Regions from separate parts of the Homo sapiens genome. Here region 2 is linked to region 1. Evidence: read pairs that join two places in POLR2A ChIA-PET (ENCODE). Cell type or tissue: Panc1. All regions are shown on one strand. Each heading gives the region's core, and the rest is flanking DNA. Links, peaks and the distances in the headings are about the cores only.

Region 1 (2,809 bases), core at 288-2,787:
TTCAGGTGGAGCTTGATGGAGGTGAGTCTGCAGAATTGGGCACATCAAGGCAAGCTATAAAATCACTGATTTCCTCCAAATCTATCCAACTCCCAGACCTTAATAAATAGTGGGCTGGGTGCAGTGGCTTGAGCCTGCAATTCCAACACTTTGGGAGGCTGAGGCGGGCGCATCGCTTGAGCCCAGAAGTTCGGGACAAGCCTGGGCAACAGGGTGAGACCCCATTTGTACAAAAAGTACAAAAATTAGTCAGGTATGGTTGCACATGCCTGTAGTTGCAGCTACTTGGGTGGCTGAGGTGGGAGTATGGCTTGAACCCGGGAGGTCGAGGCTGTAGTGAGCTGAGATCATGCTACTGCATGCCAGCCAGGACAACAGAGTGAGACCCTGTTTCAAAAAAAAGTAAATAAATAGTAACAAGGATCACCTACTGAGTTCTTTTTTTTTGAGATGGAGTTTTGCTCTGGTTGCCCAGGTGGAGTGCAACGGCACAATCTCAGCTCACTGCAACCTATACCGCCTGGGTTCAAGTGATTCCCCTGCCTCAGCCTCCCAAGTAGCTGGGATTACAAGCATGCACCACCACACCTGGCTAATTTTTTGTATTTAGTAGAGACAGGGTTTCACCATGTTGGTCAGGCTGGTCTCAAACTCCTGACCTCAGATGATCCACCTAGCTTGGCCTCCCAAGGTGCTGGGATTATAGGTGTGAGCCACCACACCTGACCGAGTTCATTTTTAAACTATCATTTATTCATTTATTTAGCACCTAGTGTGTGCCAGGCACTGTTCTAAGTGCTTTGCATAAACTTGTCTACTCATTACATAGTAGTATTATCTTCATGTTACAGATGAAGAAATGAAGACACAGAAAGGTTAAAACATTTGCCCAGAGTCAGAAGGCTAGTAAGGTAGTGAGTGCTCCTAGCCTTCCAAAGGCCCTTCTTTGCATCCCTGTAGAACCGAACTTCCGAGTCACTTCCTTTTGGGAATTTAACTAGGATGAGGTGGCACTGGGACTGCTACCAACTGGGCCTGAGCCCATCTCAGTACAGCCAGCATCGACTAGCTTGGCACAATCAAGTTGCCCCTGGCCAAGGCCAGTATTCAGCTGCACCCACTGGTATAGCCATGCCAACTGTTATGGCTGAGGTCCATTCTCATTGGTCACAGGGTGTTTTCTGATTGGTCACAGAGACTGCTCTGATTGATTGTCATGTCCATTCTGATCGGTCACAGTGTCTTTTCTTTTTTTTTGAGACAGAGTCTTGCTCTGTCATCCAGGCTGGAGTGCAGTGGTGCGATCTCAGCTCACTGCAACTTCCACCACCCGGGTTCCAGTGATTCTCGTGCTTCAGCCTCCTGGGTAGCTGGGACTACAGGTGCGTGCCACCATGCCAGGTTAATTTTTTATTTTTTTCTATTTTAGTAGGGATGGGATTTCGCCATGTTGGCCAGGCTGGTCTTGAACTCCTGACATCAGGTAACCTGCCCACCTCGGCCTCCCAAAATGTTGGGATTACAGGCATGAGCCACTGTGCCTGCCCACAGTGTGTTTTCCTTTTTTTTTTTTTTTTTTTTTGAGATGGAGTCTCGCTGTGTCCCAGGATGGAGTGCAATGGCATGATCTTAGCTCAGTGCAACCTCCGCCTCCTGGATTCAAGCGATTCTCCTGCCTCAGCCTCCCAAGTAGCTGGGATTACAGGCGCCCACCACCACACCCAGCTAATTTTTGTATTTTTAGTAGAGACAGGGTTTCACCATATTGGCCAGGCTGGTCTTGAACTCCTGACCTCATGATCCACCCGCCTCGGACTCCCAAAGTGCTGGGATTACAGGCATGAGCCACCGCGCCCAGCCTGTGTTTTCTAATCGGTCACAGAGACTGCTCTGATTGGTTGTCATGTCTATTTTGATGGGTCAGGGTGTCCATTCTGATTGGTCACAGCATCTATTCTGATTGGTCATGGCATCTATTTGTTGGTCGCAGTGTCTATTCTGATTTATCAGAGCATCCATTCTAATTGGTTGGCGCCCATGCTGTGCTGGTTGTTAAATATTTTAAATTATCATCCTTTCTCTCAATAGAGACTCTCCTGGCTAAGACTCATCCTCACCCAGGGCAGCGTTTTTCCTGAAGCCCAGGACCAGTTTGAGATTAGAATAGAGGCCTGTTGATGTAAACAGGGCAGCAGAGAGCTAGTGCAATGAGCAGGTGGCTCGGTTTGACCTCACATCCCACCTGGAGCCCTCTCATAGCAATAGCTGTGGAAGTCATAATGGGGCTTTAACACAGCCCTCAGGAAACCCCTTCTGTTCTTGCATGTTTGTTGGATGAAGAGGGCTCATATGTTCCCCTGAGGAAACAAAATAATCCTTCATTTATTTACTCATCCTACTAATATAATTGAGTGCCTACTACTCTGCCGGGTGTGGGCGAGGCAGCAGTAAATATGAAAGTCAGGGTTCCCATTCTCATGGGGCTTATATCGTAGTTATCATCATCATCACCCAGATGAGAACTACGCTAGCTTGGTTTTTATTGGAAGGAATCCTAATTTGTTGATTTAAGTCAGATTTTAAGAGTCAACCGCAATATTTATCATCCAGTAAGAACAACCATCTGCAACCTGCAAGGGAGCCCCCATCTTCCCGTGAACGGGCTGAGTTCTCATGTTGGTTTGCAGGGTTCTGGGCGGTCACCAGTGTAGGATGAAGGAATGGCTTTACTTGCTCCTGCTTAAAACAAGACCCAAAGCTAATTCTCATGCATAAAAATCAGCCCCCACCCTTAAGAAATGCTCCCTTT
Region 2 (2,809 bases), core at 222-2,721, 250 kb before region 1:
ACACTCAATTTGCACAAATAATATATGGTGTTCAAGTTATACACCTAATGCTTACCCTTTACGAATAGCTGGCATTCAATTTCCCACATCGGTTCCCTTAACTTTTTTGACAAAATCACAAAGGAATGTCCGCCAACCTTGGCAAACACTAAACTGAAAAGCTCACTTATTTCTACCTAAGATGTTTCTGCAGGAGGCTGAAATAGTTTCATGTGCATCTACCAGGTGCATATACATTGATGGACCCACACAGACACGGGGTCAGACCTGGCTTTGACACTAAACTCTACTTCCTCCCAGCTCTCTTTATCTGAGACTCCATTAGAGCATCTGTAAAATGGGAATAAACACCTACCCCACAGGATTGTTGTGAAAATTAAATGAGCACTGTGCCCGGCACACAGTAGGGATACGATAAATATCGTTGCAACCAGGAACATATAGGTCCATCTCTTACAACGGATTTGCTCACCCTACTTTATTCCCCACCAGAGAAGACTGCAAGCTTGGCCGAAATGCCCCCAACCTCAAACCCAGGAACCAGATGAGATCACGGTCATGTGAATTTCCTTTCTAGGGAAGCAGCTCTGCTCTTGGCACCCTGGAGACCTCAAGATCTGCTGCTGCATCCCAAGGATGCTGGGGTGGGAGTAGTCATCGCTTCCATGCTCTCCTCTTCCTCCCAGACGCACATGTAAACCATGTTCCCAAGTCTTCCCCTGCACTCCGTGTGGCCGTGTGTCTGAGTTCTAGCCAACCAAGCGGCCAGATCTACAAACGGCTTGGCTGTGGTGCTCACTCTTTCCCCATCCCCCTGACAATGAAGGACCTAGGGGAGGGCAGACCCATTTCACAAGAAAAAGAGGGGGCAGAACCCTCGGGAGACCCCTGCAGGACTGCAAGAACTGGGCTGCATGAAGCCACCCAGATGCCAGGGCTGCGTGTTACGGCAGCTAGCCTGCCTGGGGAACACACAGCCCCTTCCATACCCGTGGCTCTCCTTCCCTGCAGAGCCTCGCACCGGTGTGTGTGTTGGTAAACAGGGTCACCTAGTCCACACAGGGAGCCAACATGCGAGGGAGGAGAGCCAGGCCTGGGTCTGCTCAGACTGTGTGCTCCAATTTTCAGATATCCTGGACCTCTAAGGAAACTGGCACTGGCCCAGGACACCCAGAGAAGCTAGCAGCAGTCCCGGTGTGATCTTCCTTCTCCATATGACCCCACCTGAGCTGGATGCAGCCAGCCCAGCCCAAGGGAAGCACCCAGATGGCTGTTTGATTCCATACACTCAAATCCTATATCCACCAGGGACCAGACGATCCAGACCACGTGCTTCCCTCCAAAAAGAGTTCGCCCAGCACAATCAGTTTAGTCGCTCCGTCCACCCTACCATTTCTGACAGTAGCTTGAAAGCAGTAGAGCCACGAACAAAGGATGCCATGGGAAGGCAGGAGTCTGGGTTTGAATCCCAGGTGGGCTGCTGAGCCAGCTGCAAGGGTCTTTGCCGACACACTTCCCCTCACCCCTTCCTCGCTGGCAAAACCAGAGGTGAATCAGAGCACTAGTGTGTTCTAGATCCTAGGATCCTTAGAGTGTAGTTATGGACAAAGGGAGTTGCGTTTTCAAAGTTCTGCTGGGCTTTGTCATTTAAGAATCTCTTAAGGCACTGCTACCAGGGCTATTCTTCACTATTTATTGGGAGGCAGCCAGGTTTGCAAAAAAAAAAAAAAAAAAACAAAACAAAAAAAAAACAAAAGAAAAAACACACAACAGAAGCAAAAGAATGGAAGCTTTACGGGGCAAGGAGCTGCCTGTGTGTCCATCACCTCGCACATTCTACATACTCATTAATTTTTTAAACAGATAATAACAGCTCCACAGAGCAGGAGGAAGGAAACTGACAATCATAGAACATGTACCAGGTGCAAGCCACTTTACTGGGTGATTTCCACAGATGATCTCCTCCCTCAGGGCCTTTGCAATTGCTGTTCCCTCTACCTGGAACGCTCTTCCCCCTGGAAGTCCTATCACCCGCTTCCCTGACCACTATGTACAAAGCAGCCCACCACTCGCCCCACCCTGCTTGCTTTTCTCCACGATCCCTGTCATCGGATTTTATAATTACTTGCTCTTAACTTAGTTGTTTGTCCACTCCCACCAACACAGGCTCCACGAGGGCAGGCTCCTGTTTTCTTCCGAGTGCCTAGAACGGTGACACTTAACTGCTGAATGGAGGCATGAAAGCACCGCCAGGCCTCACCTCATTTACCCTGACATCAATGCTAAGAGGAAGTTTCTCTGATCCTCGCTTTACAGATAAGGACACAGGCTAGGGGACCTGCCCAAGGTCACCACCTGGGACACTGCAGAGGCAGGATTCAAGCTCCCCTGTCTGATTTCAAAGTCCAGGTCCTCACTCCCCTACTCCACTGGGTCTGCCGTGTTCTCTTCCTGTGGCCTCACTGCACACCCCAAATGCCAGGACGAGCGCTGTGCACATGGGAGGGGTAACGAAATGGCTACTGAAGTCAGGAACCAATTTCAGCACCAGAAATATTTTCTCTGCCATCTCCTTTGCCTCAATACACACAGCAAACACCTCCCCCACACGCACGTCTCATCACCCTTCGGTTAGGGCTCTGCTGATGTAAGCGAAGCTTCCTTTCAAAATGCGCACAGTCTCCCTCGGTGCCTGTTGAATACACTGGGTGGTTCATCACCAGAGCCAGGAGCAAGGAAGAGAAACTCTCACTTCCTCTCTTCCTCCACCATGGGGCTGGGTGGCCTGGCTTCCATCCTGGGGAAAGCA

The links. Peaks named below come from ENCODE experiments on the same cell type or tissue, not always from the same donor. Only the 100,000 strongest peaks of a DNase experiment are listed, where the experiment ranks them.
Region 2: POLR2A ChIA-PET joins it to region 1 with 13 read pairs; 2 of 35 experiments call an interaction of 5 or more read pairs at or near these places.

Annotation. Positions count from the first base shown.
Region 1 is chr16:81,199,717-81,202,525 of GRCh38, reverse strand. It overlaps the pseudogene PKD1L2. Among named protein-coding and RNA genes, the nearest start is that of BCO1, 38 kb to the left of the region's middle. In Panc1, for the core only: no CTCF peak of the experiment used is centred there; no DNase peak of the experiment used is centred there.
Region 2 is chr16:81,451,812-81,454,620 of GRCh38, reverse strand. The region is part of intron 1 of CMIP (c-Maf inducing protein); the gene reads right to left. Among named protein-coding and RNA genes, the nearest start is that of CMIP, 8.4 kb to the right of the region's middle. RefSeq lists an enhancer at 2,547-2,809. In Panc1, for the core only: no CTCF peak of the experiment used is centred there; no DNase peak of the experiment used is centred there; H3K27ac peaks cover 1,263 bases.